7 separate regions of the Homo sapiens genome follow, and regions 1, 2, 3, 4, 5 and 7 are each linked to region 6. The links are chromatin contacts, found by Hi-C or POLR2A ChIA-PET in ENCODE. All regions are on one chromosome and are shown on one strand. Each heading gives the region's core, a stretch centred on a gene start or an enhancer-like site at or near the end of the contact. The rest is flanking DNA. Distances are from core to core; before and after follow the strand shown. Region 1 holds the start of MRPL4 (mitochondrial ribosomal protein L4). Region 2 holds the start of FDX2-ZGLP1 (FDX2-ZGLP1 readthrough). Region 3 holds the start of S1PR2 (sphingosine-1-phosphate receptor 2). Region 4 holds the start of SHFL (shiftless antiviral inhibitor of ribosomal frameshifting). Region 5 holds the start of DNMT1 (DNA methyltransferase 1). Region 6 holds the start of FBXL12 (F-box and leucine rich repeat protein 12). Region 7 holds the start of ZNF426 (zinc finger protein 426).

Region 1 (3,866 bases), core at 565-3,064, 430 kb before region 6:
AAAGCCACCCCTTCTTCCTTGTTTTTCCTACCATTACTTTTTTCCTGCTATTACACTTCACTTATTGCCACCTTCTTCAGGGACTGGTTTTCCTCTCTAGTTCTATACCATTCCATACAGTCACATACTCAACATCTGAAACATGGCCAGTGCCCCATGCTACAATGTGATTTCGACATAGTTTTAAATACAGGTTAAATACATTATTGAAATCAATTTCACCTGTTTTTTTTTTTGAGATGGAGTCTGTCTCTGTCGCCCAGGCTGGAGTGCAGTAGTATAATCACGGCTCACTGCAACCTCCATCTCCCCAGGTGCAAGCGATTCTCATGCCTCAGCCTCCTGAGTAGCTGGGACTACAGGCTTGCACTAAGACGTCCGGCTAATTTTTGTATTTTTGGTAGAGACGGGGTTTCATCATGTTGGCCAGGCTGGTCTGCAACTCCTGGTTTCAAGTGATCCGCCCACCTCGGCCTCCCAATGTGCTGGGATTACAGATGTGAGCCACAGTAACTGGCCCCTACATTTTCTTTTCTTTCTTTTTTTTTTTTTTTTTTGAGACAGAGTGTTGCCCAGGATGGAGTGCAGTGGCGCGATCTCGGCTCACTGCAAGCTCCGCCTCCCGGGTTCACGCCATTCTCTTGCCTCAGCCTCCAGAGTACCTGGGACTACAGACGCCCGCCACCACGCCCGGCTAATTTTTTTTTGTATTTTTAGTAGAGACGGGGTTTCACCATGTTAGCCAGGATGGTCTCGATCTCCTGACCTCGTGATCCGCCCGCCTTGGCCTCCCAAAGTGCTGGGATTACAGGCGTGAGCCACTGCGCCCAGGGTGGCCCCTACATTTTCTTAGAGATGTTATGAACAGCAGGGTAACTAAAATGCAAACAGCCTCTTCCAGGCACCGAGGAATGGTTTAGTCTTTTTAGTGCTCTTATTTGCAAAAACCAGTTAACAAAGATTATCAACATTTCTATAGAACTTATTATGTGCCAGAATTAAGTCATTTATTCATCACAGCAACCTCCCGACCGCTGACAAAATAGGGACACTGAGGGACAAGAGGGGAAGGCAGGATTTGAACCTAATCAGTCGGGCTCCAGAATTCTGTCTCCCTAACCCTTAGATGATGTCACCTCTCAGGCTTCAATCTCACACAGCGCTACAGCAGGGGAAACTGTCATCATTCCCCTTTGACAGGTGGAGAAACGGAGGCTGTAGAAATACAGCACTTTCCCAAGGGTACAAGCCCAAAGTCATCGTGACTCCTGAAATCCCGCTCTTCATCCCTCTGCCACTCAGTTCACCATTACAGCCCTCGCTCACCTGGGCGCGGTGGCGAAAACATCGGGGTGCAGGTCGGCCAGGCCCACGCGCTCCTGCTCGAAGCCCCGCAAGGACTCGACCCAGGCCTGCACTGGGCGTCGATGAGTGGGTACCGGGAGCTCGACTTTGCGCAGCACGGGCTCCGGGAGACCTGGAGCGATTGCGGGGGTCAGAGGTTAGGGTCAAGGGTCAGACCTCTCTGTCGCCGCCCCTCCTGGAGCCACCCCGGTTGCCTTACCCTCGCTCGCCACCTGCTCCGGGTTCTCGGTCGCACGCGCTGCCTCTTCCGCCAGGGAACTCAGGCCCTGCAAGGGTTGGGCGAAAGTGAGAGACGACCCCTGGACACCCCCAAATTTCATCCTTCGACCACGCCTCCAGCCCCTGGCCTCACCTGGCTGCCGGTAGGCCGAAGCCAGGCCCGCGCCCCGGCCCGGACGAACTGCAGCATCGCCGCGCAGCCTCCCACGCCGCGGGAGGTCAAGGCCACTGGAGCCTCGCGAGGCGCCGCTGGATGACGTCACGCACGCGACGCCGCCCTACCCGCCGCGACTCCGCGCTGGAAAGCGGGGTGTGCAAAACCGAAGATGGAGGGGGTCCGACCCGGCGTGCCCAGACCTCCACCCCAGGACTAACCCCCAGACCCAATTTTCACTCCTGCCTCAAGGACCCTCCGTAACACTGGGGAACGCGACCTCACAGCAAGAAGACCCAGCTTCCGTAGGCCTAGCCTACTTTGGGTCCCGCCTCCGACGAGCCGGTGCAGGAATTCAGCCAATGAGACCTCTCTGGCCCAATTCAGCCAATGACTGTTAAGCCTGAAGGAGTGACCCCCGCCCATAAGTGGGCAGTTCTGGAGTGAGCAACTAAGGAATACAGCCAATAACGCTTAAACTTTTGCTGTTGGTCACGCCCACCGGGCCACGCCTTCATCCCGCCTCCAAGGCTGTCGGAGATGGTTTTTTCTTTATCCAGTTATGTGGTTTTGTTTTTTTATTTGTTTTTTTGTTTTTGTTTTTGTTTTTGTTTTTGTTTTTTTTGAGACGGAGTCTTGCTCTGTTGCCCAGGCTGGAGTGCAGTGGCGCGATCTCGGCTCACTGCAAGCTCCGCCTCCTGGGTTCACGCCATTCTCCTGCCTCAGCCTCCCGAGTAGCTGGGACTGCAGGCGCCCGCCACCACGCCTGGCTAATTTTTTGTATTTTTAGTAGAGACGGGTATCACCGCGTTAGCCAGGATGGTCTCGATCTCCTGACCTCGTGATCCTCCCGCCTCAGCCTTCCAAAGTGCTGGGATTACAGGCGTGAGCCACCGTGCCTGGCGTTTTTTCATTTGTTTAAAGGCAGGGCCTTATTGCCCTCAGAAAGCCTTCAGGATTGGGCCTGCCAGACCATGCCTCCCAGTTTAGATTCCCCAGGGCAGGGCCATGTCCCCCCGAAACCCCTCAGATTAGGTATTTGTGTCCCTTACCCCCTAGACCAGGGTCCTCTCCCCTACCCCCTTAAACCAGGTCCCGTCCCCTCTCAGACCTTCCAGGGCTCTCCAAGGACAGAACAAAGTGGGGAGTCCACAGATCCTGGAGTGCCTCCCTTGTCGCCCCCTAACAAATCCGAATGCTTATTTTTAGTTTCTTTGTTTTGGTTTTTAGAGACAAGGTCTTCCTCTGTCGCCCAGGCTGGAGTGCAATGGGCAAGATCATGGCTTACTGCAGCCTCGACCTCCAGAGCTCAAGGGATTCTCCTGCCTCTGTCTCCTGAGTAGCTGGTCTACAGGTACGCAAGCCCGGCTCATTTTTGTATTGTATTTTTTTATTTTGTATTTGTATTTTGAGATGGAGTATCGCTCTGTCGCCCAGGCCGGAGTGCAGTGGTGTGAGATCGCACATCTCGGCCTCCCGGGTTCAAGCGATTCCCTGCCTCAGCTTACCGAGTAGCTGGGACTACAGGCGCCCGCCACCACACCTGGCTAACTTTTTGTATTTTTAGTAGAGAGGGGGTTTCACCGTGTTAGCCAGGATGGTCTCAATCTCCTGACCTCGTGATCCGCCCGCCTCGGCTTCCCAAAGTGCTGGGATTACAGGCGTGAGCCACCGAGCCCGGCCCTAATTTTCGTGTTTTTATTAGAGACAGTGTGGCACCACGTTGGCCAGGCTGGTCTTGAACTCCTGACCTCAGGTGATCCACCCGCCTCGGCCTCCCAAAGTGCTGGGATTACAGGCCTGAGCCACCGCGCCCGGCCTAATTTTTTTTTTGTAGAGATGGCGGGGGGTGGGTCTCCCAATGTTGCCCAGGCTGGTCTTGAACTCCTGGGCTCAAGCAATTCTCCCGCATTGGTCCCCCAAAGTGCTGGGATTACAGGCATGAGCTACTGTGGCCCACCCATTTTTAGGTTCTTTACCATGTTCCCGATAGACCTCCAGGGGGCGCCACCGGATCATAGCCGGCTTCCCTACCAGTCCAGGGCTGTCTACTTGGAGGCCAGTGCGTTCTGGACAGAGCACAGCTGACAACGTGGTCTGTGAACCAACCTCATTTTCCTCTGCTGGA
Region 2 (3,889 bases), core at 1,012-3,511, 500 kb before region 6:
TCACCAGCGGCCTGCAGGCTGGCCTCAAGCAGAGCCACCTCAGTAAGGTGAGGAACCTCTCTGGCCAAGCACAGGCCCCCTGGGACAGCTAGGATTTGGGGGTGCCTGCCACCGGGGCTCTGTAACCCTCGGTGCCCAGGCCAAAGCTGGGGTGGTGGCAGGGGTTGGTCTTGCTCAGGGTGGAGTAGCAACAGCCTATTGTCCTCCATCCACTCTGCATCAAGCACCTAGCACTGCCAGCATTCCGGGCTTTCTGTCACTTCCTCTCTCTACAGCCCAGGCTGTGGGTGCTACTGGCCCCATCTGACAGATGAGAAAACCGAGGCTCAAATAAAATGGAGCAATTGGCCCTAGGTCTTATAGCTAGAAAGTAGCAGAAGCAAGATTTGAACCTGAAACTGTTCGCTTTCCCTCAGGGCTGGGGGGCAGTGGCAGGGGGGCGGGGTGGGTGCTTCCTCTGGCCCCCAGGGAGTGACCTGTTCCACCTCTCCATTTCTCCCAGGCAATCGGCTCTTCCCCGCTGGGGTCCGGAGAAGGGCTCCTGGGCCTCAGCCCCGGGCCTAATGGTCACAGCCACCTGCTGAAGGTACGGGCAGGGGGTGGGGACATGCAGGGCTGGGAAGCCCCGGCCCCCCAGCGGCCCCTGACCCGCCCCGCCCTGCCCTCTGTCTCCAGACCCCACTGGGCGGCCAGAAACGCAGCTTTGCCCACCTGCTGCCCTCGCCCGAGCCCAGCCCAGAAGGCAGCTATGTGGGCCAGCACTCCCAGGGCCTCGGCGGCCACTACGCGGACTCCTACCTGAAGCGGAAGAGGATTTTCTAAGTGGCTGGCACCAGAGATAACTCAAGGGCCTGCACCAAATCGCTTTTGGGTTTTCTGATGTTTTGTTTTGTGTTTTTTTTAAACCATTTTCTCTCTTTCGGTAATAGAAAAATCTCTGAAAGACTTTACTGACCAATCAGCCGGAGCCCCAGGAGCCCAAGGGGTGTGGGGGAGTCTGGAGGCCTCATTATGTCTCTGGCTTGCTCCCCACGCTGAAACCCTGCAGCCTTAAGAGAGAGGGGCCCCGGCCTGCTCTCCCTCCCTCCCCCCATCTCCTCCTCCGCTGTGCCCGTCTCTCCGGAGCCCTCCTGCCTCATTGCTCCTGTAATTTTGGCCTTTCGAGTGCCTTGGAGGTTTCCCTGACCTCCCGTGAAGATACAGAGACTGTCTCCTTTTTTTTTAACTTTGACAACTGACTTCTGTTTCCTTTTCTAAGTTTTATTTTTCAAACCACCCCGGACAGCCCCCAGCTCTGATTCCTTCAAGGCCCGGCCTGTCCGGGCCACCATTCCACACCTTGCGGTTTGAAACAGCTGTTTTTCCCACATTTGCTGCAGGCATGGCTGTCTCCTGCCCCTGCCTGCCCATCTGGCCTATACCCCAGCCGTGGGGCCCGGGGTCCCTGCCGCAGCCCCCTCCCCTTCTGATGCCTTAAAAGCTGGGCCCCAGGCCCTGCTGGCCAGAGCCACAGATGCCAAGCTCTGGGAGCTTGACTATGGACCAAACAGCTCTGGCCTAGGGATTGGGCCACCCTACCCAGGATCTCCACCCTGGGGACAGTAGAAGGGGAAAGCCTTCATCTTGGCGAACCGGCCCCACCACCCCCTCCTACCCGGGCCTCCGTGCAGAGATGGGCTTTCTCTGCCAGTCCCCTGCTGTCTGTCTGTGGGAGTCGGACATTGTGCCCATCTCCCGGAGCCTCTGCTGTCACTCGCTTGTTGAAGATGAATTCTTGAATTCTGCCTGCCCACCCCCGGCCAGATCCCTGGAGCTGGCCTCCTTCCAGCCCAGTGCCAGAAACCAGCACTCCATGAAGATAAACTCTGGGCCCGCCCACCAGCAGGACCTGTCGACCTGAGGTGACCCTGGGCCTTGCCCCCAGCCAACTGGGCCACCAGCTTCCCTCCCTTGACTCTGGGGGTCCACATCCACTCCAAGGGGACTATTCCCCCGACCCCACCCCAGTCTCCCCACACGGACCTTTGCTGAATTAAAGTTTGTAAGTAAATGGTTTTAAAGAAATCAGAGTTGGCTGGTTCTTGGGACAAACAGTGGGCTTGAGTGGGAGGTCTGGGATGGCCCCGCGGGTTTACCTGAGATGGATTCCGCCCTGCTCTTCCCACCTGGTCACCGCAGGCCCTAAGCAAACATCTGCGCTTATGTTCCATTGATTATGGGCTTTCCCTCGCCTCCCTGGCGCGGCGCATGCTCAGTCGGTGAGTCACGTGATGCATGTCATGGCCGCCTCCATGGCCCGGGGAGGCGTGAGTGCCAGGGTTCTACTGCAGGCTGCCAGGGGCACCTGGTGGAACAGACCTGGGGGCACTTCCGGGTCGGGGGAGGGGGTGGCGCTGGGGACAACCAGAAAGTTTCAAGCGACAGGTACCTGGGGCGCCCGGGGCGGGCAGCGTTAATCCGTCAGATGCCGGCGGGGCGGGGCTCGGCGCAGCCGCTCACCGAACCGTGTTTTCCAGGCTCGCGCCCGGCTGGAGAGGAGGACGCGGGCGGCCCGGAGCGGCCCGGGGACGTGTGAGTGCAGGGGGCCAAGTCCCCCATTCCTCATCCCACGGAATTCCTCTGGTCCCCATCTTGCCCTGTAGCTTCATCTCGAGGTCCCCCTTCTGCTTTGCCCTATTCAGTACCTGTGCGTCAAGCCTCAATTCCTACTTCCTAACCCTAGATTCTACCCGGGCCCTGAGCCCATCATCCAGTTCGGCATTCGCACTTCCATCTGTCCCCAGGGTGAACGTGGTGTTCGTAGACCGCTCAGGCCAGCGGATCCCAGTGAGTGGCAGAGTCGGGGACAATGTTCTTCACCTGGCCCAGCGCCACGGGGTGGACCTGGAAGGTAGGAACCGGGCAGAGGGAATTAAGGAGGTCCTTATACATTTGTCCAAAAAAAAAAAAAAAAAAACCCACAAATTAGGTGTGTCTCTTCACGTCTTTTTCCCACCAAATATGGACTAAAATCCAAACCCCTCACCATGGCCTCATCTGTTGCCAAGCTCTTATTTGTTAAGCATTTATTAGAGATCACTAGGACTCCTGGCTCCCAGGATTTTGTGTTCTCTTCCCCCTTCCTCCCTGTATTCTAGCCACATTGGCTTTCTTTTTGTTGTTGTTGTTTTGAGATGGAGTTTCACTCTTGTTGCCCAGGCTGGAGTGCAATGGCTTACTGCACCTCAGCTCACTGCAACCTCCACCTCCCGGGTTCAAGCGTTTCTCCTGCCCCAGCCTCCAGACTAGCTGGGATTACAGGCGCCCACCACCAAGCCCAGCTAATTTTTGTATTTTTAGTAGAGACGGGGTTTCACCACATTGGCCAGGCTGGTCTCAAACTCCTGAAAGGTGATCCACCCGCCTCAGCCTCCCAAAATGCTGGGATTACAGGCATGAGCCACCGCGCCCAGCCCACACTGGCTTTCTTGTGGTTCCTCAAACAACCAAGCTCATTCCTGCTTCGGGGCCTTTACATTTGCTGTTCCCTCTGTCTGAAGTGCTTTCCCAGCAAACATTCTGGCTCTTTCTCATCCTTCAGACCTCAGTGTAAATGTCATGTCCCTAACAATCCCATTCCCCTCAGCCCAGCTGAAGTACCCATGCCCTAGTTACTCTGTCTTATCAGTGTGATATGATATATAGCACTTCTCACTTTTTTTTTTTCAAGAGACGGAGCCTTGCTGTGTCGCCAATGCTGGAGTGCCATGATGCAATCATACCTCACTGCAGCCTTGAACTCCTGGGTTCAAGTGATCCTCCCACCTCAGCCTCCCAAGTAGCTGGGATTATAGGCACAAGCCACAATGCCAGGCTGTTTTGTTTCCTACTTTGTCATCTGTCCCCCAGT
Region 3 (3,625 bases), core at 54-2,553, 410 kb before region 6:
TGTCTTTACTAAAAATACAAAAAAATCAGCCAGGCGTGGTGGCACGCGCCTGTATTTCCAGCTACTTGTGAAGCTGAGGCACAGGAATAGCTTGAACCTGGGAGGCAGAGGTTGCAGTGAGCTGAGATGGCACCACTGCACCCCAGCCTGGGAGATAAAGGAAGACTCTGTCTCAAACAAAAAAATTTTGTTGCTGGAATGAGGGGCTTTCCTATCCTGTTGTCGAACTGCTGGTTACACACACACACACACACACACACACACACACACACACACACATCATTCGATGAAGGTGTAGTGTCCATCATTTCCGCAGGCAGGCACACAGAAATGCCCAGGAATTAGTGAAAATTGGAAATCTGGATAGAAGACTGGGCCCGACGCTGGAAGGCAGGCACAAACTGGGCCCCGCCAGAGGGGACAGTGATCTACAGAGGCAGGAAAGAGTGTGGAGTGTCCCCAGTCCCCCAAGGGAAACAGGGCAGCACCTGAATTCTGGAGGTCCTATCAAGGGAGAGACTGGTCAGGCACAGTGGCTCACGCCTGTCATTCCAGCACTTTGGGAGGCTGAGGCAGTAGGATTGCTTGAATGCAGCAGTTCAAGACCAGCCTGGGCAACACAGCGAGACCCCATCTCTACAAAAAACTGCAAAAAATTAGCCAGGCATGATGGCGCACCTGTAGTCCCAGCTACTCTGGAGGCTGAGGCAGGAGGCTGAGGCTCCCGTGAGCTATGATTGAGCCACCACACTCTGGCCTGGATGACAGAGCAAGACCATGTCTCAAAAAAAGAAAAAAAAAAAGAGATCAATTTTGTCTTTGGGACAGGACATCGCACTTAGTAGGAATTTATTTGTTGGGTGGACACACAGTAGGCACTTAATGCCTATTTGCTGCGTTGACACCTAGTAGGTACTTCCAAGGCTCTTTGTTGAGTCAATAAATGTGACCTCGTGTTTTCTTCCAAGTCCAGGGTCCCAGGGGTAAGCCCAGAGGTAACCTGGGGTTGAAGACAGTTGTTTCAGGTTGAGGCCACCTGGCCAGGAGTACTGTGACGTCACCAGGCTGCGTGACGTTTCGCGCCGGCCGGTTCTCACGGGTGGGGGCTGGGAGGGGCAGAGTGAGAGATCGGGTGGGGGGGGCGGACAAAGGGCCCTCCGTGCAGCTCCTGTCGGCCCCCGCGTGCGCCCCGGCCAGCCGGCCGGTCACATCTGGAATTCATTGCAGCCGCCGCCGGAAAGGGGAGGAGAGGAGGGCGGGGCGAGCGGGGGGCAGAGGCGGCGGCTCTCCGCCCCCCCCTCTGTCCCTCGTCCCAGCCCCGGGACTTAGCCGAGCCCGGCTGGCAACCCCAGCCCCAGCCGCGGCCGCCCTGGGGACGCAGACGCCAAGGCCCCTCCGGCCAGGGCCGGGAGCCGGGCCGGCCTAGCCAGGTGAGCGCGCGTGGCGACAAGGAGGCAGAAAAGGCGGGCCTGGTCCCCTGAGGTCTCGGGATCCGAGCTGAGGGGCCCCAATCGGGGGGCTGGGGCGCGCACGCGCCGCCTGGGTTCCTGCTGCACGGAGCGGGTGGTCACAGTGCGCCCTCTCCAAGAATCCGGGCGGCCCCCACTGCCTCGGCCGCGAACCCGCAGACTGTGCTCCCCGCCTTTCTCAGCGGCAGGAAGTTGGCGCCGGGGAGAAGGCTGAATCCGAGCGCTTTCGACTGGAGTCTTTGGGAGGCAGGACGCCGTGCTCGGGGACCGGGGTCTTGGGGAGTGTGTTTGGGGGGGGGCAACACCCCTCCTGGCTGACTCCGGCTGAGCGAGGGCAAAAGGATGTGCGCGCCGTGGAGCCTCCAAGCCAAGGGGCGGCACCCACGGGGAGGGCGGTCGGACGTCGGGCTTTCTGCCTCGGTTTCCCCAAGTTGTTTGCCTCCTCCGGTCCCCCGGCGGGGGGCGTGGCTTTGTTTTGTAAGGAAAGAGAAAGTGACTGCGTGGCTCAGACGCCTCCTCTTTCAACTCCGGCTCAGGGATGGGTCGTGGGTGAAGGCGCGCGTGGCGCGGACCTCGCGTGGCCCCGAGCCGGGCGGAGCGTCGGAACTCGCCCCCTTCTCAGGCACGGGTTGACTCACCCGGGGATTTCCACCCCCTCCTCTGTCTCTGTCCTTGTCAGATGCTCCGGGCCCCACGCGCTGAGCCCACAGTCCCCCTCGTGGGGCGACACGGCCAGGCGCGGAACTCGCGGTGCAGCTGCTGCTGCGATCTGGTCCCCCACCCCCAGTCTTCCCAGAATCTCGAGGCGGGACCCCTGGCGGGACGGAGAGGAATCCTTCCAGTGCCGCTTGGAGACGTGGGGGCCCCGCGCGTGTGGCGGTCTCGGGGGCGGGGGGGAGAGGAGGCGTGGCTCCCGCGCGAGCGAGCGTGGATACCGCGCATTCCTAAACCAGATAAGGAGGCCGAGAGTGCGGGCCAGCACGGGGTCGGGTCCTGCTGCCATCTCCATGGAGACACGCTGGGCTTTGCCTGGTTGATGGTGGGCGATGGGGGCGCTGCCCGCGGACCAGAGGTGTCTCCAGGCTCCTTTGTTGCTGTTTGGGTCTGGGCTGAGCTTAGGAGTTTCCACCCTTGGGAACCCACTAGGGTCTCCTTTGTTCATTGGTTCATTCATTCATTCATTCATTTGCCCATTCCACACGTTTTCTGAGTGTTTTATTTGTGCCAGGCATCCCTGTAGGGGCTGATAACTGACTTGCTCCCTGGCCTTAGGCATTGACTGTCTAGGTGGAAGCCAGACAGAAAAGGAAAGATATCATGATAGTTTCCCATAGTGGCAAGCGCTGTGCAGATAATAAAACGAGATTCTGTGATTAGAAAAGGCTTGGAGATGGCTGCTATTGTAGACTGGGGGTCAGGGGAGTCCCCTCTGAGGAAGTGACCTTTAAATAGAAAGGTCACTTTCTATAAGGTAGGGTGGCTACCACGGGCTCCATGGGTGACCAGGGGGAACTGTAACCACAGGGCCTGCCTTTCTGAAAGATGGGGAGACAGTCATTCAAAGATTTGAGGAAAGGCCAGGCGTGGTGGCTCACGCCTGTAATCCCAGCACTTTCCTAGGCTTAGGCAGGTGAATCACCTGAAGTCAGGAGTTCCAGACCAGCCTGGCCAACATGGTGAAACCCCATCTCTACTAAAAATACAAAAATTAGCCAGGTGTGGTGGTAGGCACCTATAATCCCAGCTACTCAGGAGGCTGAGGCAGGAGAATCGCTTGAACTCAGGAGGCAGAGGTTGTGGTGAGCCGAGATCACACCACTGCACTCTAGCCTGGGCAACAGAGTGAGACTCTGTCTCAAAAAAAAAAAATTTTTTTTTTGAGAAAAAGAGTGTGCCCCAAGAAGAACAGCAGGGGTAAAGGCTTGGAGGTAGGGGTAGGGGTAGCATGGAGGAGGTTTAGTGTGGTTGGAGTGGAATGGCCCTGGGGGAAGAGTGGGAGGAGGCTTCATCGGCAGGGGCCATCCTACTTGGGCTATAGGGAGCCATGGAAGAATTTGGAGTTGGGGAGTGACATGGAGTTACAAGTTTAAAAGCTCCCCCTGGCTGCTTGGTAGAGAATGGCAGGGTAGGGGGTCCTGACAACCACAGAGAAACCA
Region 4 (3,581 bases), core at 1,030-3,529, 270 kb before region 6:
TCTGGTTTTGTTTGTTTTTGTTTGTTTGAGACGGAGAATCGCTCTGTTGCCCAGGCTGGAGTGCAGTGGTGCGATCTCGGCTCACTGCAAGCTCCGCCTCCCGGGTTCACGCCATTCTCCTGCCTCAGCCTCCTGAGTAGCTGGGACTACAGGGGCCTGCCAGCACAACTGGCTAATTTTTTTTTTCGTATTTTTAGTATAGATGGGGTTTCACCATGTTAGCCAGGATGGTCTCGATCTCCTGACCTCATGATCCGCCCGCCTTGGCCTCCCAAAGTGCTGGGATTACAGGCGTGAGCCACCGCGCCCGGCATTTTTTTTTTTTTTTTTTTTTTGAGACAGAGTTTCGCTCTTGTTGCCCAGGCTGGAGTGCAATGGTGTGATCTCAGCTCACTGCAACCTCCGCCTCCTGGGTTCAAGTGATTCTCCTGCCTCAGCCTCCCGAGTAGCTGGGATTACAGGCATGCGCCACCATGCCCAGCTAATTTTGTATTTTTTAGTAGAGACGGGTTTCTCCATGTTGGTCAGGCTGGTCTCAAACTCCCGACCTCAGGTGATCCGCCCGCCTCGGCCTCCCAAAATGTTGGGATTGCAGGCGTGAGCCACCGCGCCTGGCCTATTATACTCTTTAACAGCCCTACACTAAGCCTTTCAGGCAGGCTAAATCCACAGCGTTCCCATCACCAAAGCTGTCAAAGAAGCAAAGTAGCCATGATGCACCTGTGCTTCAAAGCCATTCATTCATTCATTCATTCATTCATTCATTCATTCATTCAACACAAGGGTTCCATTCCCCTGCCTCTCTCTCCTCCCCAATCCTCTGCTCATCCTAGCCTTTCTAGAGACTGCCACTAACAACCCTTCCCCACCTCCCAGCCTTTGCTTATGCCATTCCCTCCCCCACCCCAAGACCCCTGCCTTTCTTTCCCTTTCCCCTCCCAGGGCTCACTCCTCCCCATCCTTTAAGACTTGGTACCTCCTCCTCCAGTAAGCCTTCTCTGACCTCTGCGCCCCCGCTATGATGGCAATAATCCTGGCTCCTTTCATTGCTTAGTTTCATGGCTCTCTCCCCCATTGAATACAATCAGCACATAATGAGCGCCTACTGTTTGCAGGCTCCCTGGCCGGACAAATGATGGAGAGGTGAAAAAGTGAGATTGGGTGATGAGTTATGGACCGACAATGCCTGGTCCCTCCTGTTTCAGAGGGGGGTCAGTCACCATGAACGGGTCGGGTCCCCCCTCTTGCTCTCCCTCCCGTGACCCGGTCCTTTGCGAGGGGAGGGGATAGGTTACCTGGGCATCCAGATCGTTACTTAGTTCTTGGCCATCTTTTTGCTTTACCCCTGCGGGGGAGAGTGCATATAAGGGAAGGGCCCTTGAAGGGTCTGTGGGAGTTCCAGGCCACCCAGAGCCGCGACGCAGAGCCTCCCCAAGGCTGGGACCTCCGGGGGAGGTGATCTCAACGCCTCTCCCTAGACCACGCCCCCTCGGCGCTCCCACGCGCGGTCCCCGCACCAGGCCCGGGACCCCTGCAGCCTCACCGTACACGATGGAGCGCCCCACTCCCGTGTGGTCGCTGCCGAATTTCCTCATCAGAGCCCCCGCCTTCTTGGAGGATACCTTCCCATGAAACTTCTCCCGGAGGCGCCGGACGCTCTTCTCCAGCTGGGATGGAGACAGGGGGGTTCCGGTGGGGGAAGGGGAAACGGGATCATCCCTCCCCCATCTCTAGGCACCGTTCTCCCGGCCCGAACTTGACCCTTGGTTTTGGCCTCCGCCGCCCCCCCCCCGCCTTTCATCCCTTTACGGCATTTCCTGGAAAAAGCCAAAGTCCCCACAGGGCGTTGGGGGAAGGCGCGGACTGGGGCGAGCGTCCCAGCCTAAGGTGTGGGGGGGCGGCCAGGTTATCTCTGGCCTCTGACCTTTGACCCTGCAGCCCCCGCTTTTCCTCGGGGAGGCCTCATTTCGCTCTGGGGAAACGTGGGAGTCACTTTCCTTTTCAAGGGGGGCGAGCGCCAGGCAGGGGTAAGGATCTGGGGTTCTAGGATGGGGGTCCCCAGGAACTGCGAAGCCCCCTCCGCGCCTCCCGGCCGCTCCTCGGGGTCTGTCGCGGCTGACCCCGGCCCAGCCGTAGCCATCGCTTACCTCCACACCTTCCTGAGACATGGTGGCGGCGGCGCAGTTCCCCGCGAGGGTCCGCACTGCGCGGCTCAGCCGCCCCCCTACCTGGGTGCGCCCGTCGGTCCAGCAGCCGCGCAGGGCAGGGGGCGGTGCCTCGGGGCCGGCTCCGCCCTTCCTCCCCGGCCCCTGTTTCGCTTTCGATTCAGGGGGGACCCGGCGCGCTGGCTCCGCCCTGGCTCCGCCTCTGCTCTTGCGCCCCAAACCCAGGCGGGCGCCCCGGGTCTGCACCCTGCGGCGGAGCGCGCAGACCTCGGACGGGGGAGGCGGCGCGGCCTCTGCAGTCGGTCACATGTCCCCACGCTGCGCGGGGTCCGCGTCTTCACGTCCCTCGTGGGGGCGGGGCCGCATCAGAAGGCCGCGGCGAGGCCCCGCGCCCCCCCACCCAGCGCGCGCTCCCCCAGTTCATCACCCTCCTCTCTGTTCTCCCTCCTTCCCCGGGAATCTGGCGCTCATGAGGACCTGGGCCCTTTTCCTGCCCTGAGTCTCTGTCCTAGCTACGGTCACCTCTCTCAACCTCAGTTTACCCCTCTGTGAAATGGGGAGAATCCTGGTGTCTACACCATGGAGTGGAGTATGTGCCAAGATTCCCGAGTGGATCGCGTAATAGCGCCTGGCTTGCAGTAGGCGTTCAACTAGTCACTGGGCCACCTGCTGTGTGCCCTTGATAGGGGCAGGCAGTGTGTGTGTGGTTGGGGGGAGCGGTGCTTGAGAAAAATACAGATTCTTGGTCTCTAGTAGCCCGGTAGAATCCGGCTGTCTCAGGGATCCAGGGAATCTGCAATGGTTAAGAACCCCGTGGGACGGACAATTCTAACCCAGTACAGGGCACATCAGGGAGCCCTTAGGTGGTGGGGCTCTGGCCCAGCCTGGGGACACAGAGATGGCAACTTCATTGGAGGAGGGGATGCTTTGTAGAGTCACTGAAATTGGAGGTCTTAGCTAGGGGAGGAATAGAGTGGGGAGATGAGGCAGCCGTGCAGAGCCCCCAAAGCAAGACTAAGTCTGGGGTTTTTGGGCAATGGCTTCTCAAGCCCAGCACTCTTGACACTTTGGGCGGCCTAGTTCTTTGTGTGGGGGACTGTCCTGTGTATTGGGGGACATTTAACACCATCCCTGGCCTCCACCCACTAGATGCCAGTGGTTCCCTACTCTCCCTGTTGTGACTACCAAAAACGTCTCCAGAGACTGCCGGATACTCTCTGAGGAGCAAAATAGCATTGTGTTCAACGACTCCAAATTTTTTTCTCCATTGCACACCCCTATAGGTAAAAGTGTTAAAGTTACACCCCCAGATGGATATTTATTCATTTATTTATTTTTTGAGACAAGATCTTGCTCTGTTGCCCAGGCTGGAGTGCAGTGGTTTGATGGTGGCTCACTGCAGCCTCTAACTCCTGG
Region 5 (3,524 bases), core at 711-3,210, 380 kb before region 6:
TACCGGGCTCAAGTGATCTGCCTACCCGGGCCTCCCAAAGTGCAGGGATCACAAGCATGAACCACCATGCCTGGCTGTAATTTTTCATATATTCCGGATATTAACCCTTTACCAGATAATACAGTTTGCAAACTTTTTTTTTCCCCATTCTGTAGGTTGCCTTTTCACTGTTGGTCATTTCTTTTGCTGTATAGCTATCCTTAAGTTTGTTGCAAACCCATTTGTCTATCTTTTGTCTTGTTGCCTGTGTTTTGCTGTCATATCCAAGAAATCATTGCCAAATCCATTGTCATGAAGCTTTTCCCCATGTTTTCTTCTAGGAGCACTATAGTTTCAGGTCTTATGTTTAATCTTTAATAAGTTTTGTGTTTTTGTATATGGTGTAAGGTAAGGGTCCAACTTCATTCTTTTGTATGTGGTTATACAGTTTTCTCAGCACCATTTGTTAAAGACACAATCTTTCCCCCATGTTCTGGTGCTTTAAAAAAAAAAAAAATTCTGGCTGGTTACGGTGGCTTAGGCCTATAATCCCAGCACTTTGGGAGGCTGAGGCAAGTGGACTGCTTGAGGCTAGGAGTCCCAGACTAGCCTGGCCAACATGGTGAAACCCTGTCTCTACCACCGAAGATACAAAAATTAGCCAGGCGTGGTGGAGTACGCCTGTAATCCCAGCCTACTAGGGAGGCTGAGGCATGAGAATCGCTTGAACCTGGGAGGCAGAGGTTGCAGTGAGCCAAGATCTCACCACTGCACGCCAGCCGGGGTGACAGAGTGAGGCAGGGTCTTACCCTGTCGCCCAGGCAGGAGTCCAGTGGCCCAATCATGGCTCATTGCAGCCTACACTGCCAGGGTTCAAGCCATCCTCCCACCTCAGCCTCCCAAGTAGCTAGGATTACAGGTGTGTGTCACCATGCCCAGCAAATCTTTGTATTTTTTGTAGAGATGGGGTATCCCTATGTTGCTCAGGCTGGTCTTGAACTCCTAACCTCAAGCGATCCTCCCACCTGGGCCTCTCAAAGCACTGGGATTACAGGCGTGAGCCACTGCGCCTGACATGGTGCTTCTTAATTTATTCTTACTTTTTATTTTTATTTTTTTGAGACAAGGTCTTGCTCTGTCTCCCAGGCTGGAATGTAGTGGTACAATCATGGCTCACTGCAACCTCTGCCTCTCCGGTTCAAGTGATCTTCCTGCCTCAACCTCTGGAGTAGTTTGGACTATGGGCACATGCCACAACGACTAGCTAATTTTTGTTTTTCTTTTTTTCTTTCTTTCTTTCTTTCTTTTTTTTTTTTTTTGAGATGCAGTTTCTCTATGTTACCTAGGCTGGTCTAAAACTCCTGGGCTCAAGCGATCCTCCCACCCTGGCCTCCCAAAGTGCTGGGATGACAGGCGTGAGCCACGTGGTGCTTAAAAAAGGCAACAAAAAACCCCCCACACACTGGGTATAGAAGTGGCATGGGCCTCTATACACTGTGAGATTCTTGGTACTAGCTACAAATTCTGTGTATACTCAAGATTTTCTAGAGTAGGTGCAATTACCCCGTTTTACAGATGAGGACACAGAGGCTGAGCCGTAGTGACCCACCTAAGGTCGTATAGCCAGCAAATAGATGGAGGTTGGATTGGAACTGAGGACTTTACTCAAGGGCTCTCACAAACCCTTGGGGGCTTCTCGCTGCTTTATCCCCATCACACCTGAAAGAATGAATGAATGAATGCCTCGGGCACCGTGCCCACCTCCCAGCAAACCGTGGAGCTTGGACGAGCCCACTGCTCCGCGTGGGGGGGGTGTGTGCCCGCCTTGCGCATGCGTGTTCCCTGGGCATGGCCGGCTCCGTTCCATCCTTCTGCACAGGGTATCGCCTCTCTCCGTTTGGTACATCCCCTCCTCCCCCACGCCCGGACTGGGGTGGTAGACGCCGCCTCCGCTCATCGCCCCTCCCCATCGGTTTCCGCGCGAAAAGCCGGGGCGCCTGCGCTGCCGCCGCCGCGTCTGCTGAAGCCTCCGAGATGCCGGCGCGTACCGCCCCAGCCCGGGTGCCCACACTGGCCGTCCCGGCCATCTCGCTGCCCGACGATGTCCGCAGGCGGTAGGTACCATGGGGGGGAACACGGACTCAGGGGGACAGGCAGGGCGCTGGGTGGGGGGTCGCTTCCCCTCGGGGTGGCCGGTGGCCGCTGCTGACAGACGGGCGCGCATGCGTGGGGTGGTGCGGCGCGCAGCGGCAGTTGGCGCGGGCAGGGTGGCACTTCCGGTCGCGCGTGCCCGGGCTGTTTGGCGCCAAAATGGACCGTGGATTCCCCCGTAGCTCCCTGGTGGCTAGAAACTAGGCGGGGTGGGGGTTCTCTTTTGATCCCCAAATACAGCAAGCTTTGGGTTCGTTTCCGGGGTCCCCTTCTTCAAGCAGCGGTGGGCCGGGCTCTTGACTCCAGCTTGGTCGCACAGGAAGTGGGCAGCCCGCGGCCAACGGACACCCCTCGGGCACCGGCACTTCGGCCTCCACTTCCGGTGTCCGGCCCGGTCCCCGGGGGCGCTTCTGTGGTGGGGGGTCCCTCAGTGCCTTTCCCCCAAAGCTGTGCATCTCGATGGCGGCCTCCAGAGACGGATGTCACCCGTCGGGGCCTGGGCTGGGCTGGCTCATGTTCGAGAGCCCAGCCTTCCGTGGGGTACTCATTCTGTCAGTTGGGACTGTGTGGTTCTTGCTCCTTGGGAAAGTCCATGTTTTGGCAGGAACTTTAACCGTGCATTGCAGCGCAGGGCCCGGGAAGCGTGAAGGCTGCATGGTTGGTCTTTTCCTGTAAATCTGTGCCTGTGAGCCGTGGGCATCAGGGAAGTCTTGCTAATGAGAACTGGCTACACTTTCGTGTGTGTTTGTGTGTGTTCATGGGTGTGTTCTTTAGTGTGTGTCTAATGTTGGAGGCCCTGGCTTTAGCAGTTCATGCCTCTGTCCAACTTCCGTGCACAAGGATCAGTGGGAGCACTGGTCCCAGCCCCTTGTTCATGAACGCCATCAGTTCATTCCTGAAAACTTGTTCAAGTGAGGTGTGCGTGAGTCAGAGGAACCCTCACCAGGCGTGGACACTTCCAGCTGGATTTGTGAAAGCACTCTTTGCCATTTTTCTATTTCCTTAGGCTTGTTAACTGACCTGGTTGGGCCAGTCCGGTTCTGATTTGGGTCTTTGGGGAGGGATGGATATTTGGTTCAACCCCCGCTTTTTTTCTTTTCTTTTTTTTTTTTTTTTTGAAGGCTGGGTGCTGTGGCTTATGCCTGTAATCCCAGCAATTTGGGAGGCAGTGGCGGACGAATCTCTTGAGCCAGGAGTTTGAGACCAGCCTGGGCAACAAGGCAAAACCCCATGTCTACTAAAAATACAAAAATTAGCCTGGAGTAGTGCCGTGCGCCTGTGGTCCCAACTACTCAACAGACTAAGGTGGGAGTATCACTTGAGCCCCAGAGGTTGAGGCTGTGTGTAGCGAGCTGAGATCGCGCTATTGCACTCCAGCCTGGGTGACAGAGTGA
Region 6 (3,499 bases), core at 442-2,941:
ACAGGCTGGAGTGCAGTGGCGCGATCTGGGCTCACTGCAACCTCCACAATCTCTTTCATATTCTTTTTTTTTTTTTTTGAGACGGAGTTTCGCTCTGTCACTCAGGCTGGAGTGTGGTGGCGCGATCTCAGGTCACTGCAATCTCCGCCTCCTGGCTTCAGGAGGCGTGCGTGTGTGTGTGTGTGTGTATATATATATATATATATATATACACACACACACACACACACACACACACACATTTTTTTTTTTGGACAGGAAGTAGAATTTATTGGTGAGTATTAATAGGGGGGGCAGCACATTGGAAGCCCTCATGAGTGCAGGGCCAGCCACTTGTCCAGAGGGCCACGATTGGGGATGTACTTGACCCCACAGCCATCTGGGATGAGCCGCTTCTCAGCCACCATGTCTTCAAATTCATCAGCATTGAACTTGGTGAAGCCCCACTTCTTTGAGATGTAGATCTTCTGGCGGCCAGGAAACTTGAACTTGGCCCTGCGCAAGGCCTCAATCGCATGCTCCTTGTTCTGCAGCTTGGTGCGGATGGACATGATAACTTGGCCAATGTCAACCCTGGCCACAGTGCCCTGGGGCTTTCCAAAGGCACCTCACATGCCTGTTTGGAGCCTACATTGTGGTAGTGCAAGGTTAGAAACATGAACATCCATCGGAAAGGCCTGTCTCCAAGGTCCCTTAGAGCAACCCATACAACCAACAGGCTGCGTACACTACCAAGGAAGCTGCTGTGTGCAGCCATTGCACACACACATTTTTATAGTTTCTTGGTGGACTTGCCAATTCAGAAAATATCTGTAGTATCAATGAAAGTGAAAAATTCAACAGGTCCTTTGGCCACGATATTCCAGTAATACAAATTTATCCTTGTGCATAGACATCAAGAAGCATCATTAAGTAAAAAAATAGAGTTCTCTGACTCTCTACCAAGCCATTCGCTCGGGGCCAGACCCACAGGCCTCGCCCCGCCTCAACCACGCCTTCATGGCGTAGTCTTCTCCCTGTCTCCGTCCCCCGCTCCCCACCTTCCGAGCGTCTCCATCGCTCCCCAGCCACGCCCTTGGCGCCTGGTCCTGCTGCAGCCTGGTTTCCGTCCAGACCACGACCTCTCGGCTAGGTCCTCGTCGTCAACCCCGCCCCCAAGGTCTCGCCCCGCCCCAGCCCCGCCTTCCAGCGGTTGTCCGAGCCTCTACCCGCCCTAGCCACGCCTCCAAGGCGTGGTTCTCGTCTGCAGCCCCACCTAGGCCTCGCCCCGCTCCAGCCGCGCCTTCCGGGCTTGATCCTCGCCCCACCCCAGCCACGCCTTCTGGACTTGGTCCTCGTCTCTAGCCCCGCCCCCTAGCCGCGCCCCAGCCCCGCCTTCTGGACTTGGTTCCGTTCTCTGGCTCCGCCCCTGAGCCTCGCCCAACTCCAGCGACGCCTTCCGGGCTTGGGCCTCGCCTCTAGCCCCGTCCCCGGGTCTCGCCCCTCCCCAGCCACGCCTTCCGGACTTGGTCCCCGTCTCTAGCCCCGCCTCCGATCCTCGCCCCACCCCAGCCACGCCTTCCGGACTTGGTCCTGGTCTCTAGCCCCGCCTCCGATCCTCACCCCACCCCGGCCACGCCTTCCGGACTTGGTCCTCGTCTCTAGCCCCGCCTCCGAGCTTCGCCTCACTCCAGCCCCGCCTTCTGGACTTGGTCTTAGTTCCCAGTCGCGGCCAAATCACGCCTCAGCCACCTCCCGCAAGCCTCTCACTGCCTCAGCCACGCTTTCCAGGCTGGTTTCTGGTCCCCATCCGCGGCTGGTCCGGCCCTGGGACCGAATCACTTCCCAGCGAGAGGAAGGTCAAATTTCTCGACCGGCTACGGGAAGGTCGCGGCCGCCGCCCTGTCAGCCGCCTCGGCGCCCCCAGGACCCCTCGGGTCTCTTTAACCGGAAGCGGAAGTGCGTGTCGGCGGGATCATGGCGACTTTGGTCGAACTGCCGGACTCGGTCCTGCTCGAGATCTTCTCTTACCTCCCGGTACGGGACCGGATCCGCATCTCCAGGTGCGGCCCCGCCTCCGGGGGGAAGGGCAGGGCGGAGGGCGCAGCTGGCACCTGGAGATGCGATGTGGCCCGGGGCTGGGGTCGTTCTAACCGCGCGTCCCCTCCCCCAGGGTCTGTCACCGCTGGAAGAGGCTGGTGGACGACCGGTGGCTGTGGCGACATGTCGACCTGACGCTCTACACGGTACGCGCAGCTGGCCGGGCGGGCCTGGGCCGCGGTCGCGGTGCCCGGACCCCGAAGACCACCTCTCCCACCCTGGGACTGTGTGTCGGGGCCCGGGCTGGGGATTTAGAGCCAGGCGATCCGGGGCCTATCTCGGCATCATCGCTTACCAGCTCCTCTTCGACCTCAGGGCCTCAATTTCCTCATCCCTGCAATGGGGATAAAGGACAGTACCTGCCTCACGGGGCTATTATGGGACTTCACTGAGATCACGCAGGGAAAGGGCTTAGAACAGTCTGGCACATATTTATCATTCGATAAATGCTAATTTATGACTATGTTATCAAGTTTTTGTTTTGTTTTTGAGACAGAGTCTCGCTCTGCTGCTCAGGCTGGAGTGCAGTGGTGCGATTGCAGCCTCGACCTCCCAAGCTCAAGCGATCCTCTCGCATCAGCCTCCTGAGTAGCTGGAACCACGGGCGCTCGCCACTACACCTGCTAATTTTTTATTTTTTGTAGAGACGGAGTCTCACTATGCTGCCCAGGCTGGTCTCGAACTCCTGGGCTCAAGTGATTCTCCCGACTTAGCCTCCCAAAGTGTTCAGATTACAGGCATGAGCCACAGCAACTGGCTCAAAACATTTATAGATATATTTGTTGCCCTTTTTGAAACTGTCTTCATAGATAATTGCTATTATAAAGTGAATTTGCACCCTTCCTTTTACGTTACTTCATATGTGTGTGTCCAAAAACAATTATAGTGTTAGTAATGTATTTCTGAACTTCGGGTAATGCTGTTCTACTATTTAGATAGTGTTCTACTTTTAAACAATTTTACTGTATATATCCATCTGTAACTCCCTTTAATACAGTTGCTTTTGAAGTTCTTTTTTTAAGGACAGAGTCTTGCTATGTTGCCCAGGATGGTCTCGAACTCCTGGACTGAAGCTGTCCCCCAACCTCAGTCTCCCAAAGTGCTGGGATTACAGGTGTGAGCCACAGTGTCTGGCCTGATAATATGAAACTTTTTCTCAGTTGTTGAAACTTAGTTGTTGGTTTTGCGAGGAAAAGTTGATTCGTCCATTGGTTTTGTGTGCATTTAAAATTTTACCAACTTTAACTGCTACCCTTGTGAGTTACCATTCGGTGGCCACTATTTCTAGTCAATTTCTGCTGACCCACACGGGTCTAAATTTGGCAAGGAAGATTTGATTCCTCTGTCAAAAGTAGCCCATAACATTTATGCTCTGCAGTTTATCTTTTTCTAATTTATTTTTTTGAGATGGATCTCACTC
Region 7 (3,827 bases), core at 1,125-3,624, 280 kb after region 6:
GTGGAAGCTTTGTTCTTTTGCTCTTTGCAATAAATCTTGCTACTGCTTACTCTTTGGGTCCATGCTGCCTTTAAGAGCTGTAACACTCACCGCAAAGGTCTGTAGCTTCACTCCTGAGCCAGCGAGACCACAAACCCACCAGAAGGAAGAAACTCTGAACACATCCGAACATCAGAAGGAACAAACTCCAGACACGCCGCCTTTAAGAACTGTAACACTCACCGCGAGGGTCCACGGCTTCATTCTTGAAGTCAGTGAGACCAAGAACCCACCAATTCTGGATACGTTAGGACCTGGCTCAGCTTGGCGAGGAGCAGCCTGAGGGGGAGGGGAGAGGTCAGATGGGTCCATAGAAAAGGAGGATTCAAAGGACAAGAAAGAAACAAGAAAGATTTGGGATGAGTCACATTGGGAGCAAAGACTAGGGACGGACCAATGTGTAAAGAATGCCTGGATGTCAGGCATCTCAGACCATTTGCCCATTTTATGACAAAAATTATCTAGATCTTGTAGGATGGAGAAATCAAAAGTGCCATTTTCTGGCCATTTAGAACCATTGTCAAGTTTGTACTGGGGCCAAGTGGTGTTGCAGAAGAAAATAAGGTATTTAGGTTTTAGGTCAGGTGTGAGTTGAATAGGTTTTAAGTTCTTGAGAACACAGGCTAAGGGAGAAGAACAGGGAATGGAGGGCAGAAGATTGCCCATAGTGAAGGAGGTAAGTTTAAAGAGAAAGGTAGAGACATGGAGAAGGCAGTGGAGTGGGGTGGGGGTGAGCAGCCCTGGGCTGTAATGTGGGTAAGCAGCCAAAGCAGGCAGCCCTGCAATTGACTTGCCACCAAGGGAATGTGGGTGAATGATCAAGGCAGGCATCCCCACAGTGATCAGACACCAATGGAATGTAGGTGAATAATCAGGCAGGTATCCCTACAGTGATTAGCCACCAAGGAAAGACTGTCTTCCTGAGTCCGTGACTGGAGCTGGAGTTTTGGGTCCACAGATAAAATGTGTCTCCTTTGTCTCTACTGGAGAGGAAAAAGAACTGGAATTGGAAGGACAGAGAGATGGAAGGGTAGTGAGAGAGGCTGGAGAAGAGAGTGAAGAGACTGCTTACCCAATTTGAAATTGGTGAGATGTTCCTTGGGCTAGTCTGAGGACCCGAGGTAGTAGGTGGAGCTCCTCACGGAGTGAGGGTGAGGACGGGGCCAGTCTCCCAAGGGAGTCCCCCTGTCCCAGGTTTCGGAACCAAATGTTACACACATCCATGTGAAGAGACCACCAATAGGCTTTGTGTTAGCAACAAGGCTGTTTATTCACTTGGGTGCAAGTGGGCTGAGTCCGAGAAAGGGGTCAGCAAAGGGAGATAGGGGTGGGGCAGTTTTATAGGATTTGGGTAGGTAGTGGAAAGTTAAAGGTGGTTATCTTTTGCTGGCAGGGCCGGGGGTCACAAGGTGCTCGGTGGGGAACTCCTGAGACTCGTCCAGAAGAAGAATGTCACAAGGTCAAGAGATCAGTTGGGGTGGGGCAGCAACAAATCACAATGGTGGAACGTCATCAGTTAAGGCAGGAACTGGCTGTTTCACTTCTTTTGTGGTTCTTCAGTTGCTCCAGGCCATCTGGATGTATACGTGCAGGTGACAGGGTTTATGATGATTTAACTTGGGCTCAGAGGCCTGACAAGTAGTTCAAGACCAGCCTGGCCAGCATGGCAAAACCCTGCCTCTACTAAAAATACAAAAATTAGCAGGGTGTGGCAGCATGCACCTGTAATTCCAGCTACTTGGGAGGATGAGGCAGGAGAATCGCTTGAACCTGGGAGGTGGAGGTTGCAGTGAGCTGAGATGGCTCCACTGAACTCCAGCCTTGGTGACAGAGTGAGATTTTGTCTCAAAAAAAAAGAAAAGATGTTTTAAAGCAAGGCAGAAAACCTAGAAATTATTTTTAAAAACAATTCTTTTAGCTGCATAGAAAATGTTTTTTACATCAAATGTTGAAATAGTAACAGAGCAAAAGACGTAGTTACCTATTTTCTACATGCATAACACATTGGCTCCTTCCCCTATGGCCGCCCTGCTGCGGCCTCGCCCACAGGCCTGGCTATAACTTCAACCTTTTCCTCTGGGCCTGGACCCACATTCCTCCCCGCCCCCTGCCCGTAGCCCTGCCCACAGGCTTGGCTCTAACCTCGACCTTGCCTTCTGGACCCATTTCTGCCTGCAGCCCCCACGCTGAGCCCACCCCAAGGTCCTCCGCAGCCAAGCAGATGGAAAGTAGAATTTTTCTGCCTCGAGGAGGTATTACACGGCAGAAACCCTAGTCCCGAAACCCCGCCTGGCCCGAGGCGGAGAGCGTAAATGACGTCAGCGGTGCGCCGTTCCTTTTGTGACGCCGGCTGTGAGCGCCTGAGAGTCTTTTTGCCTTTCAGAGTTAAGGCCTCACTGGCCTGGGTGAGTTCCGAGGAGATGAACTGGTTTTGGGGTGAAGGACGGGTTTGGCCCGGACGTTAGAGAGGCCTGGCCCGCTCTGCTCGTGTCTGCTGGGCCCGCTAGCGTCCGCTCGGACCGTCGCTCCTCGGGAGGAGTCGGGTTTATAGTTACGGTGTCCGCAGGGTGTTTTCATCTGTGCGCCCCTCTCCAAAGGCCTCCAAAGCAGCGTTTGTGAATTTTTTTCCGGCAGGAAAATAATTGCTGCCTTTTGCATCCGCGTTGGCTCCGTCCCCAGGATCTTCCCGGTTCAGGGACCTGGCGATTTCTGAGTGTTCCGGTGAGCACTGGGTGAAAGTTGGTTCTAGGGGGCCTTTTCTGTCTTCTCTTATGCAAACGAATGTTTCATCTGTAAGTTTGGTTTCGTCTTATTGTGTTGTGTTTTATTTTTGACCATTACTTTCATGGCGAAAGATAAAGATGCTTTTTAGGTTTATAGGGTGTGCGTATTTGTGTATGTGAATATAAACGTTTGTAGACCGCAAGTCTTTCTGCTAAAGAATACTAAGAATAATAATTCATTATCTTCGAATGGAGTTCCTAGGCCTGTACATCCCAAGAGAGCTTCTTAATCAGACCTCCAGAGGGAAAGGATGAAGGCTTTATTATTCTAGTATCACAATAATCAAATTTACAATGAACAGGATGGTTGGATTAAGGAGTTTGAAACCAGCCTGGCTAAGATGGTGAAACCCCGTCTCTACTAAAAATAGAAAAAAAATTAGCCGAGCGTGGTGGTGGGGTCTTGGAATCTCAGCTATTTGGGAGACTAAGGCAGGAGAATCACTTGAACCCAGGAGGCGGACGTTGCAGTGAGCTGAGATCGTGCCACTGCACTCCAGCCTGGGAGACAGAGTGAGCCTCCGTCTCAAAAGAAAAAAAAGAGAAACGAAGGATGTGTGCATTTTAAGCTACATTGATTGTATATCAATGAAAAAAAAAAAAAGCTGGCTGGGTACAGTGGCTCACACCTGTGATCCCAGCACTTTGAGAGGCTGAGGCAGGAAGATCTCTTGAGCCCAGGAGTTTAAGACCAGCCTGGGCAACATAGCAAGACTCCATCTCTCCAAAAAAAAAAAAAAAAAAAGAGTTAAATATTCTATACAGATGCCACCAAACTGAATATTTGTGGGCCTAGTCAGCCCTAGGACCCCTAGTTTGAGACCCCTGGGAGTAGGTGTGATCTATACCAGGAGTCCAGAACTGTGGTTTTTGTGACTTTAGGGTTTTAGTCTTATTGGTAGAAGGAGGCCTATAGAGTTTTTGTGAATTTGGTTCATGGATAATGAACTGCGGAACTTTCACTGTTTATCATCATTTGACTCCCATTCTGTAGGTGATTGTTTG

The links. A loop is a pair of places that touch in the nucleus more often than their neighbours do. ChIA-PET counts read pairs that join two places held with the same protein, here RNA polymerase II (POLR2A). Pooled maps may share reads with other maps.
Region 1: a loop to region 6 is called in a map of naive thymus-derived CD4-positive, alpha-beta T cell, with 3 times the contacts of the local background. The contact joins the promoter of MRPL4 here to the promoter of FBXL12 in region 6. A Hi-C loop is called at or near these places in 2 of 168 maps with a recorded cell type or tissue (both naive thymus-derived CD4-positive, alpha-beta T cell) and 7 of 50 pooled maps. POLR2A ChIA-PET finds 5 or more read pairs at or near these places in 1 of 52 experiments (PC-9).
Region 2: a pooled map shows a loop between it and region 6 (4-fold over the local background). The contact joins the promoter of FDX2-ZGLP1 here to the promoter of FBXL12 in region 6. A Hi-C loop is called at or near these places in 1 of 50 pooled maps. POLR2A ChIA-PET finds 5 or more read pairs at or near these places in 2 of 52 experiments (CD4-positive, alpha-beta T cell and activated T-cell).
Region 3: a pooled map shows a loop between it and region 6 (16-fold over the local background). The contact joins the promoter of S1PR2 here to the promoter of FBXL12 in region 6. A Hi-C loop is called at or near these places in 4 of 50 pooled maps. POLR2A ChIA-PET finds 5 or more read pairs at or near these places in 3 of 52 experiments (Caco-2, GM10248 and OCI-LY7).
Region 4: a pooled map shows a loop between it and region 6 (7-fold over the local background). The contact joins the promoter of SHFL here to the promoter of FBXL12 in region 6. A Hi-C loop is called at or near these places in 8 of 50 pooled maps. POLR2A ChIA-PET finds 5 or more read pairs at or near these places in 8 of 52 experiments (BJ, HEK293, HEK293T and 5 more).
Region 5: a map with no recorded cell type shows a loop between it and region 6 (15-fold over the local background). The contact joins the promoter of DNMT1 here to the promoter of FBXL12 in region 6. A Hi-C loop is called at or near these places in 1 of 37 single-sample maps with no recorded cell type and 8 of 50 pooled maps. POLR2A ChIA-PET finds 5 or more read pairs at or near these places in 1 of 52 experiments (PC-9).
Region 7: a loop to region 6 is called in a map of CD8-positive, alpha-beta T cell, with 15 times the contacts of the local background. The contact joins the promoter of ZNF426 here to the promoter of FBXL12 in region 6. A Hi-C loop is called at or near these places in 2 of 168 maps with a recorded cell type or tissue (CD8-positive, alpha-beta T cell and naive thymus-derived CD4-positive, alpha-beta T cell), 3 of 37 single-sample maps with no recorded cell type and 11 of 50 pooled maps. POLR2A ChIA-PET finds 5 or more read pairs at or near these places in 1 of 52 experiments (Caco-2).

What each region holds. Positions count from the first base shown.
Region 1 is chr19:10,250,162-10,254,027 of GRCh38, reverse strand. MRPL4 (mitochondrial ribosomal protein L4) reads right to left here and starts at 1,814. Exons shown (of 9, transcript NM_015956.3): 1 at 1,718-1,814; 2 at 1,565-1,631; 3 at 1,327-1,477. The coding sequence starts at 1,774. RefSeq lists enhancers at 1,312-1,885, 1,742-2,151, 2,282-2,431, 1,886-2,459 and a silencer at 3,829-3,866.
Region 2 is chr19:10,314,387-10,318,275 of GRCh38, reverse strand. FDX2-ZGLP1 (FDX2-ZGLP1 readthrough) reads left to right here and starts at 2,261. Exons shown (of 9, transcript NR_176052.1): 1 at 2,261-2,424; 2 at 2,517-2,571; 3 at 2,723-2,890. It overlaps FDX2 (ferredoxin 2), which reads left to right and starts at 2,261. Exons shown (of 5, transcript NM_001397406.1): 1 at 2,261-2,424; 2 at 2,517-2,571; 3 at 2,784-2,890. The coding sequence starts at 2,280. It overlaps RAVER1 (ribonucleoprotein, PTB binding 1), which reads left to right. Exons shown (of 13, transcript NM_133452.3): 11 at 1-47; 12 at 503-586; 13 at 676-2,064. The coding sequence ends at 822. RefSeq lists silencers at 1,182-1,373, 2,507-2,626.
Region 3 is chr19:10,229,009-10,232,633 of GRCh38, reverse strand. S1PR2 (sphingosine-1-phosphate receptor 2) reads left to right here and starts at 1,303. Exons shown (of 2, transcript NM_004230.4): 1 at 1,303-1,430. MIR4322 (microRNA 4322) reads right to left here and starts at 2,221; the gene lies at 2,149-2,221. RefSeq lists enhancers at 749-798, 1,945-2,659, 2,599-2,678, 2,759-2,808 and silencers at 999-1,658, 2,369-2,418.
Region 4 is chr19:10,085,015-10,088,595 of GRCh38, reverse strand. SHFL (shiftless antiviral inhibitor of ribosomal frameshifting) reads right to left here and starts at 2,279. Exons shown (of 8, transcript NM_018381.4): 1 at 2,148-2,279; 2 at 1,544-1,667; 3 at 1,296-1,345. The coding sequence starts at 2,168. RefSeq lists silencers at 2,011-2,290, 2,361-2,580.
Region 5 is chr19:10,193,389-10,196,912 of GRCh38, reverse strand. DNMT1 (DNA methyltransferase 1) reads left to right here and starts at 1,960. Exons shown (of 41, transcript NM_001130823.3): 1 at 1,960-2,093. The coding sequence starts at 2,014. RefSeq lists an enhancer at 1,527-1,756 and a silencer at 2,017-2,256.
Region 6 is chr19:9,817,271-9,820,769 of GRCh38, reverse strand. FBXL12 (F-box and leucine rich repeat protein 12) reads left to right here and starts at 1,691. Exons shown (of 3, transcript NM_017703.3): 1 at 1,691-2,042; 2 at 2,153-2,225. The coding sequence starts at 1,957. It overlaps LOC124900430 (small nucleolar RNA SNORA70), which reads right to left and starts at 816; the gene lies at 676-816. It also overlaps the pseudogene RPL10P15. RefSeq lists silencers at 1,130-1,279, 1,500-1,589, 2,040-2,199.
Region 7 is chr19:9,537,192-9,541,018 of GRCh38, reverse strand. It overlaps ZNF426 (zinc finger protein 426), which reads left to right and starts at 2,374. Exons shown (of 8, transcript NM_024106.3): 1 at 2,374-2,444; 2 at 2,674-2,760. ZNF426-DT (ZNF426 divergent transcript) reads right to left here and starts at 2,353. Exons shown (of 2, transcript NR_134921.1): 1 at 2,021-2,353; 2 at 1,289-1,613. RefSeq lists enhancers at 153-1,352, 2,007-2,076, 2,277-2,326, 2,333-3,068.